2 separate regions of the Homo sapiens genome follow, and region 1 is linked to region 2. A link is an interaction called in ENCODE POLR2A ChIA-PET data of the cell type or tissue named here. Cell type or tissue: PC-9. All regions are shown on one strand.

Region 1 (5,000 bases), 300 kb before region 2:
GCCACTGAACTTGGGGATGGCCGGGTGCCTGGGAAAGCCAGGCCCTGGTCCCTGGTCAGGCCAGTCCACAAAGGGAGCCCTCTCCACCCCTTCCCGGCGCCCTGCTGTGTCCCAGCACATCCAGCCTGATTCGGTGTGTCTGGCTTCCCAGTGCCTGCGGCACCCAATCGCATGATCACATTCAGCAGATTTGGGGAAGCGGCTTGAGAATCCACATTTTTCTTTTCTTTTGCGGGGGGGTGGGGGACAGGATCTCACCTTGTCACCCAGGCTGGAGTGCAGTGGCACAATCTCAGCTCACTGCAACCTCTGTCGCCTGGCCTGAAGCCATCCTCCCAACTCAGCCCCTGAAGTAGCTGAGACTACAGGCATGTGCCATCATGCCTGGCTAATTTTTGTATTTTTTTGTGGAGACAGGTTTTACCACGTTGCCCAGGCTGGTCTTGAACTCCTGAGCTCAAGCGATTTTCTGCCTTGGCGTCTCAAATTGTTAGGATTACAGGCGTGAGCCACCACACCCGGTCACACTTTTCTAATCAAGGAAACTGAGACTAGAAGAGATGAAATGACTTGTCCAAGGACTTGTATGTTTTTCGCAAACTCTCCTTCAACCAAAGTTTCTGTGTTCCTCCAAATAGCCAGATTTCATTCACCTGACAAGGGTCCCCTTGTCAGGTGAATGAAAGTTTATTTTTTTAATGAAAATGATGCACCAATATTCCTGGCTTAAGTCTGTTCATCTCAACAGGGTTCCCCAGAGAATGATCTTCAAGTGCCTGTGCAAGCCACCTGGATCATTGCAATTATCGGAGGCCAGGCTGAGCGCTGGATTGGCCGGGAGCTGCAACCAGGAGTCCAGCTGGCAGTGCCCCGATGGAGACCTACCCCAAGTCTCCCGACATGTCCACCTCCACGTCAGCGATGTCACTGCTGCAGCTGGAGGCAGTAACTGTGGGCCTCCCGGAGGACTCGCTGCCCAACAGGAGGTTGACCGAAATGCTGATGCCCTTGACACTGACATCAAAGGAGCCCTGTAGTTTGCTGGAGGAGGTAAGAGAAGCCATGGTTAGTTCCTAGACCAGGGGTCTGCCACCATTTGTGGGGAAAATAGAAGGCTCAGTTCTGACCTCCAAATACATGGAGCTGAGCAGAGATTTAAGAATAACAAATAAAGCCATAAAAGATCTAGAAGAAAGCCCAGATCCAGTATTTCCAGGCAGGGCTGGATGAAGGCCTTTCTAGGCAATATCCAAGTCTCATAAGCCATAAAGGAAATCCTTGATAAACTTGTCGGCATAGAAAATTAAAACTTCAGTGGACAAAAAAAATGCCATATGTAAAGTAAAAAAAAAATTGCAGTATGAGACATCTAAAGAGCCAATTTCCTTAATATATGGGCTTATTTCCCTAATATACAAAGAACAAGCCAATATAAATTAACAAGGAAAGAAAGAACAACTCAAAAGAAAAAAAAAGATATGAACAGGAAATGCAGTACAAAATAAGCATGTAAAAGTCATTAAAAATGAAAATAACAATGACACCAGTTCTCGCCTATCAGATTCAAAAAAAACTTTTGAAGTTTTAGTACTCAATGCTATTGAATGTACGAGTAAACAGAAGTCCCAGACACTGTGGCTGGGAGAGTGCACATTGGCACAAGCTTTCTGAAACACAAATCAGTGAGATCTCTCCTCGTTCTAACATACATACTCTTTGGCCCAGTAATTTAACTTCTAAGCCTTTATCCCGTAGCTCTTCCTGCCAAGATATACGCGTGGTGTGGGGCAGCTCACTGAAGCATCATAGGCAGTAGCAAAAAAAAAAAAAAAAAAAAAAAAAAAAGGAAGCAGCCTACATGTCCGCTAGCAGCGACAGGTTGAATAAGCTGTGGGCACCCAATGTTATGCAGCCTTTGAGAACAATGGGGCAAAATGTGGTCTATTCCAGGAGTCTCCAACCCCAGTGGTGGTTGTCTGGAGCTGGGGGAAGGGAAATGGGGAATGATTGTTTAATGGGTAAGGAATTTTCTCTTGGGATGATGAAAATGTTTTGGAGTCAGATAGGGGTGGACATGGCACAAAATTGTGAATGTACTACATGCCACTGAATGTATACTTTCAAATAATCAATTTTATGTTCCGTGAATTTCCTATCAATTTTTAAAAGCACATTCAAAAAAGTGAAAAAAAATGAGGTAGATAGTCATATGCCCATAGAAAGAGATATTTAAGATACTTCAGTGACAAAAGCCAGGGTAAGAGAGTGTGGCCAGTTCCTTTCATGGAACTAGAACAAATGTGCATATGTAGGTAACATATAAACCAGCCGTCTTTCTAAAGCAATAGAATGAGAGCCACACATGTAATTTTAAATTTTCCAGAAGATACATTAAAAAGATAAAAAGAAAGAGCTGAAATTAATTTTAGTAATACATAGTATGATTTCAACATGTAATCAATATAAAAAATATTAATGAGATTTATTTATTTATAATAAATAATTTTAAAAATTAGCCAGGTGTGGTGGCTAATTTATTTTATTTAATTAACTAATTAATTAATTATTTTGAGATAGGGTCTCACTCTCTTGCCCAGACTGGAGTGCAGTGGCGTGATCTTGGCTCACCGCAACCTCCGCCTCCCAGGCTACAGCGGTTCTCCTGTCTCATCCTCCTAAGTAGCTGAGATTACAGGCATGCGCCACTACGCCCAGCTAATTTTTGTATTTTTAGTAGAGATGGGGTTTCACCATGTTGACCAAGCTGGTCTTGAACTCCTGACCTCAAATGATCCACCTGCCTCAGCCTCCCAAAGTGCTGGGATTACAGGCATGAGCCACCGTGCTCAGCTGCTGTTTTTTTGTTTGTTTGTTTGTTTTTTAATCCTAAATCTTCAAATCCAGTGTTGCATACTTAGAGTAGATCTCAACTTGTACCAGGCACTTTTCAAGTACTCAGTAAAGGCATGGCTGGTGGCTTCTATTTTAGGCAGTGCAGGTCTGAAGTATAAATATGGTCATATCACCCATATTTGGGCTGTTCCTTCTGCTATGGGCTGCTCTGTGTCACCACCTGCCTCCCAAATTCAGATGTTGAAGCTCTGATCCCCAGTACCTGAGAATGTCACAGTATTGGAGATAGGCCCTTTGAAGAGGTGATTACATTTAAATGAGGCCATTAGGGTGGGCCCTAATCCAATGTGACTAGTGTCTTTATAAAAAGAGATTAGGACATACAGAGAGAAACGGGGTTTCTTTCCTTTCTTTTTTCTTTTTTTTTTTTTTTAGAGATGGAGTCTCGCTCTGTCCCCCAGGCTGGAGTACAGTGGCATGATCTCAGCTCTGTGCAACCTCTGCCTCCAGGGTTCAAACGATTCTTCTGTCTAGCCTCCTGAGTAGTTGAGATTACAGGTACCTGCCACCACACCTGGCTAATTTTTAAATTTTTAATTTATTTTTCATTTTTAGTAGAGACTGATTTTTGCCATGTTGGCCAGGCTGGTCTTGAACTCCTGACCTCAAGTGATCTTCCCGCCTCAGCCTCCCAAAGTGCTGGGATTACAGGGGTGAGCCAACGTGCATGGCCTCAGAAATGGGATTTCTTGAGCACAGAGGAAAGACCACGTGAGGACATTGCCAAAGGGCAGCCATCTGCAAGCCAAAGAGAGTGGCCTCAGAAGAAACCAGGCCTGCCAAAACCTTGACCTTGGCCCTCAGCCTCCAGAACTGTGAGAAAACACATTTCTGCTTAAGCCACCCAGTCTATGCTTGTTATGGCAGCCCTAGCACATGAATACCCCTTCCATCCAAGTGCCTCTGAGGTCAGAGAACTGTTCAAAGTGCCTGAGAGCCAGAGCCCCTGGAAGCAGCCCTTGGCCAATGGCAAGCAGGAGGACGGGGTGACAGCGTGGGGCTGGAGTAACTCAGAGGCGTGTTCTCCGCTGTCCCTGAGTTCCCCAGCTAGACAGAGCTTCACTTGCCCACCAGGCTGACTTCCTTCCCTTCCCTTCCCTTCCTCACTTCCCCACTCCCCTGTGGGTTTCCTCAGATCGCTTCCAAGATAAAGTATTGCACTGGAATTCTTGCCCTAAAGTCTGCTTCTGTGGGAAGCAAACCAAGGAGACATGATATTACCGCACTTAGCCCTCCCATGACTCCATCAAGGAAGCAGGCCCGTCCCCTTTGGGAGATGAGGAAGTAGAGACTCAGAGACAGAAAGACACTCATCCAAGAGCCAGGACTCAATCCCCAGGCCACCTCCGGGCTTGGACTCCATCTGTCCATCACGTGGCCTTTCTGATAAGCTAGGAACACCTTGGACCTAAGAAGGATGGGGCGAAGGCCAAGGCCAAGAGCTCCAGGGCCTGGGAGCAGAGCCAACTTACAAGAATGACTTGCGCACCTTCCACCTGCCCTGGACCCGGATGGAGGAGTCGGAGATGCTGAGACTCAGGCCCTGGCCAGGGACAGGCCTCAGCGCAGAGTGAAGCAGCTCACAGCTGTGGATGTTCAGGCTGAAGGGAGAGACATGGAAGGAGGTGTCAGCCCTGGGCCTGGACCCAGCCTCACCAGGGACCTTGCGCCTCCCCTCTCCACAGTGGGGACTAGACCAGCAGGATCTGCTCCAGGTAAGCACCTGCTGTGCCCCAGGCATCGATCTTATGACCATGCTAAGCACGTTACTTTCTTCATGCCATATGGGCCACACTGAAGGGGTCAGCAGTGTTCTTGCTCCCTTTCCACAAAGGGGGAAATAGAACCTTGAGGAAGGGATGCAATTGCTCACGGTTTTGCAGTCTGCATCAGAACCCATGAATCTAATGACCCCCGGTGGCATCCTGAGAAGGTCCGTAGACATATCCCTTTGGGTTTGCAGTTCCTGCTAACCCTCCTCTCTCTCAATACATCCAGGTAGGGGGGAAACAGATTCAGGGAAGATGGTGGCAGCCTTAAGATAAGACCCCAAAAAAGTCAGCAAGGTTGTCACAGTGGGAAAAGAA
Region 2 (5,000 bases):
AAATGCTAGTGCTAGGCCAGAAATGACTATCACTGCTACGAAGTCAGCAGTTATAGTGCCTGGTATTGTCAGTCTAGTCAGACAGCCATTAAAAATAACTTAGGATTTCCAGGTTTCCTTTTCAAAAGCTATACATTTTTTTAAAAATTAAAATTATTTTAAAAACTAGAATATGTGTCAGTTCCATTTCTACATCTGAATTTAAGGTAAGCCTTCCACTATCAATTCAGCTTCTACCACGGTATATATTTACTCTCCCTTTTTCACTCACTCAACCACTCTGTTTACAGGCAGGACAAACTGTGGGGGTAGCCAAAGTCCTTCTGTCCTCATACTGGGCACCTTCTATTCTATCCTCCAACTTGTCCCTGTGTCTCCAGCAGGCCTTGTACTCAGCTAACCTTAAGTAATCCTCGTTACCTAAGGGTTTATGGTATGCCTCTTACAACCTGATTGTGGGAGAATTTCAGACACAATGGCAGACTGTGAAACTAATCTTAAGGCAAAAAGCTGGCCTGCAGGTTCCCAAATCACATTATAATATGCAGCCATCTACCGTAAAGCTGGATCTTCTAGAGGATCCACTTGAAATTTTCTGTGATTTAAAAAAAAAAAAAAAAAAAAAAAAAAAACACCGCGTTTGGTCCGAGTGCAGCAGTGTTTACAACTAATTGATCGCAATCAGTTACAGGTTTTTTTGTTCCTTCTCTACTCCCACTGCTTCAATTGACTAGTTAACAACAACAAAAAAAACCACACCTATAGACTTTATATTACTTTTATAATGAGAAAAGGATCAGGAAATATTGTTTGCAACAGCTCCCTCATTCTTTGCTCCATCCCTGCATAATAAAGGACATTTTAATAAGGCACATTAAACTTTACTTGTGGAGAGAAAAGAACCTACAACAGATAAAGGTCTAACATTTGAGGCACAGTTCTACAAGCTGTCTACCCTTATCATCTCACTGAACTGAGTAGCCAAATCCAGGCATAAACCCAGGGAAGTTGTGCCTAGAACTCATACTCTTAGCTACCATGTTCTCCAGCCTCGCACAAAAACTGGGGGACTGAAAATATTAAAAACCTCTTCTTACTTTTGCGACCAGTTCATATATAGAAACTCAGCACATTAGATACTAGAACTGGCAGGGGCAAACAAAACTCGTATCATTGCCCCACTGATAATATCTTACCTGCATTATCTCAAGTAATCCTCATCACTATCCTAGAAGGTATTACCATTAATAGCCATATTGTACAGTGAGGATCTGAGCTTCAGAAGGATCAAATGCCATGGCCAAGGTCACAGAGCTTTAGAAATGACAGCTAGGGGCCGGGTGTGGTGGCTCATGCCTGTAATCCTGCCATTTTGGGAGGCCGAGGTGGGCGGATCACCTGAGGTTGGGAGTTCGGGACCAGCCTGACCAACATGGAGAAACCCCATCTCTACTAAAAATACAAAATTAGCCAGGCGTGGTGGCACATGCCTGTAATCCCAGCTACTTGGAAGGCTGAGGCAGGAGAATCACTTGAACCTGGGAGGCAGAGGTTGCGGTGAGCCGAGGTCCCGCCATTGCACTCCAGCCTGGGCGACAGAGCAAGACTTCATCTCAAAAAAGAAATGACAGCTAGGATTCATACTGTGGAAGCCTGAATAGCTAAACTATATTAAGATCCAGGAAAGCTGGGTAACCTACTCACAAATTCCTACCAAAATTCCTACCAATATTGAAACCGTGTGCTTTCAGGAAATACGACAGTGTGAAGAATATCAGCTTTAAAGTCGTATAGACCTGGGAATTCGCCACTTACCAATTATCTCTCTCTGAACAAAATTACTATACCTTTTTGAGCCAGTATCCTCATCTAAAGTATGAAAATAATACCAAATTCACAGAGTAGTTGTAAGGATCTAAAACAAATTAATATGAAAAGCAGCCAGCAGAGGCTGGTACATAACGGATGCTCAATAAATGCTAGTCCCTTTGTATCTACCCTCTCTCTCTAAATCCTTCTACAACCGTATACTACATGAGTCACATGTGGCTCAAATAAAAAAGTTCCATTCAGTCAAGCAACACCTTGAGTATTCTCAAGAGTAGAGAACTTTTCTCCTTTTCTTACTTTTTAAATTTTGTTTTTAAGTGACAAATAATAATTGTATATATTTATAGGGTACAGTGTGATGTTTTGAGAGACACCTTTAGAACACCTTGAGAGACAGGTTTATAAACTTAATACCCAGTTCTAAAACAGAATTCCTAAGCTCATGCATTCTCTAATGTTGTAAGAACTGTCAAAGTTCCATAGAAAAATTTTTATTTCAGAGGTAAACTCCATGAAGTTGCCTGAAGACAAAGAATTACCCATGAATCAAAGCTGGAATATAAAAGGACTACTCAAATTTGGAAATAAACTTCTCGAGAACTCATCAACATTTGAAAGGACTGTGGTAAAATATTCTGATAACTCAGGTCCAGAGAGTGAAGACAGAGTGAGTCAGCTGGGACTAACACACATGTTGAAATCTTTTGATGTGTGTTTTCATCTTTATAGAATAGAGAAAGAGAAATTATCTTTAGATTAGCATTATCCTCTACCTAGAGGAAACTGCCTCTATTATTGTTAATGTCTGTCTAGACTTTCAAAAAAAAATCAGAAACCCACTGAAGCTATTCCCAATACTATCACTGCCACAAATTCCACACATTCCCAGAGTGCAAACCTATTCCTCACTCTTTTCTCCCTCTTTCCTATAGCATCTAGCATATCTGTTTATTCAAAGTATGTGTCCAGCAAATGTACATTAAATTGAAATTCAACATTAGCTTCAAACATCCTCTTTCAAGGCTCTCCTACTTGCCCAAAGGTGTTCTTAAAAACCAGCACTGTTTACCAATGAACTCTAAGGCAGAGTAAAGAATGCTGAGTAATTCCCCAAAGCTGTACTGAAGACCTCCAAAGGACACAATAAAAACACCAGAATCCAAAGCAGGAAACATCTTGCTTTTCAGAAGCTACCAATCACCTGAGTGATCCTAAAATTATCTTCTAGCAACACCAAGTAAAACAACAATGACCTGCAGTCTGAAAGCACTTATGTCATTCACAGAAAGCCTCTAACCTTTGGTTTCACAGGAAAGTTACCCACTGCAAAATGCAAATAATTCCAGACCTGGAAAGGATCATGAAGGGTACACAAAAGGGTTACTCAGTGAAGGATACTGTCACACATGCTAATCATGACTAGGTTCTATAGCAGATGCATGTATAAAGTACCAGAGAACAAGGAGGGAATGACCACATGGGCCCAGACAAGCCAGGGAAGATGTCAGAATGAGAGTTGCATTCTTGGAGAATGAGTTCATCACACAGTGAAAGCGGTAGAAGGACATCAAGTAGAGGTAACAGCAGATGGAAAGGAAGCAGTGCCAACAGAGCATCCAGAGGGTAAACTGTCGGCAATTCAGTTTGGCCAAAGAATACAGTGTAAGTGAGGAAGTGGCAGGAGAAGAATCTGGAAAAACAGGCTAGTTCAGATAGAAAGGGTCTTCAATACTATCAGTACTTGGACTCGATCCTCCAGGAAACATGTATGCAGGCAGATCAGATCTGTAGCTAAGAAACATGTCATGCCAACTAGAATTAAACCACAACTAACCAGAAGCCAAGTAACTAAACAACATTTGATCTTACTCTTTAAAGAAAAAAATAGGCCAGGTGAGGTGGCTCACGCCTATAATATCAGCACTTTGGGAGGCTGAGGCGGGTGGATCACGAGGTCAGGAGTTCAAGACCAGCCTGGCCAAGATGGTGAAACCCTGTCTCTACCAAAAATACAAAAATTAGCTGGGCATGGTGGCAGGTGCCTGTAATTCCAGCTACTCGGGAGGCTGAGGCAAAGAACTGCTTGAACCCGGGAGGCGGAGGTTGCAGTGAGCTGAGATCATACCACCGCACTCCAGCCCAGGTAACAAAGCAAGACTCTGTCTCAAAAAAAAAAAAAAAAAAAAAGAAAAAAAGAAAGAAAAAAGAAAAAATAATATAAGCTCTTATTAAGGGCTTTGCAAAATTCACACACAGATGCACTTCCTAAAGATATCCTGGGTTCAGTAAAGATCAAAATCAGTTTTAAGCTGGGCGCAGTGACTCACACCTGTAATCCAGCACTTTGGGAGGCCGAGGCGGGCAGATCACTTGAGGTCAGGAGTTTGAGACCAGCCTGGCAAACATGGTGAAACCCCGTCTCTTCTAAAAATACAAAAATTAGCCGGGTGTTGTGGCAGGTGCCTGAATCTCAGCTACTCAGGAGGCTGGGGCAGGAGAATGGCTCGAACCCAGGAGGCGGAGGTTGCAGTGAGCCGAGATCACGCCACTGCACTCCAGCCTGGATGACAGGGTGAGACTCTGTCTCCAAAACAAACAAACAATCAACTTTAGACAGACACCATGCTGACAATCCTAAGGATATGTTTCAAAAGCACATCTACATTTAATTAAATCAAGTTCTTAAAAAGCTAAGAAACTTATCCAAGGTCCTATTGTAGTTAATGGCAGAGCAAGGACAAAATCTTAGTCCAGGCTACTTCCTAGTTCACCACAACTCTGAACAACTTTGTTGTTCCTTTCCTTGTGCAAGGAAAGTCTCTGAAAGACAGAAGCAAGCCAAGGAGAACAGAGAGCAAAAGTCAGGGTGTGAGAGGATGAATAGCATGAATACTAGAACCAGGCTTACACGCTGTGAGCACTACATAAATTCTCACCATCATTCATGATCATCTGTCTCTCTGAAGAATCATAAAATCGCTGGTGGTTCACAGCAAACCCCACTGCAGCTTTTCATATTTGATTCGAAAGTAGGCAAAGACCAAGAGCTGTAAACATGTGGTGATGTTTCTACCTTTGGGGGGAGGGCTCTTGGAGTCCTCCATAGACAGCTTCAGCTGCTGTATGAACTCGCCGCCATACACACTTCGTTCTTGCCAGATGTTCAGCAA

What was found. Peaks named below come from ENCODE experiments on the same cell type or tissue, not always from the same donor. Only the 100,000 strongest peaks of a DNase experiment are listed, where the experiment ranks them.
Region 1: POLR2A ChIA-PET joins it to region 2 with 18 read pairs; 3 of 35 experiments call an interaction of 5 or more read pairs at or near these places.

Annotation. Positions count from the first base shown.
Region 1 is chr20:38,350,325-38,355,324 of GRCh38, reverse strand. It overlaps LBP (lipopolysaccharide binding protein), which reads right to left. Exons shown (of 15, transcript NM_004139.5): 3 at 4,386-4,514; 4 at 886-1,041. Among named protein-coding and RNA genes, the nearest start is that of LBP, 6.3 kb to the right of the region's middle. RefSeq lists enhancers at 293-852, 853-1,413. In PC-9, no CTCF peak of the experiment used is centred here; no DNase peak of the experiment used is centred here; H3K27me3 peaks cover 230 bases.
Region 2 is chr20:38,048,385-38,053,384 of GRCh38, reverse strand. It overlaps RPRD1B (regulation of nuclear pre-mRNA domain containing 1B), which reads right to left. Exons shown (of 7, transcript NM_021215.4): 3 at 4,904-5,000. Among named protein-coding and RNA genes, the nearest start is that of RPRD1B, 17 kb to the right of the region's middle. In PC-9, no CTCF peak of the experiment used is centred here; no DNase peak of the experiment used is centred here; H3K27ac peaks cover 507 bases.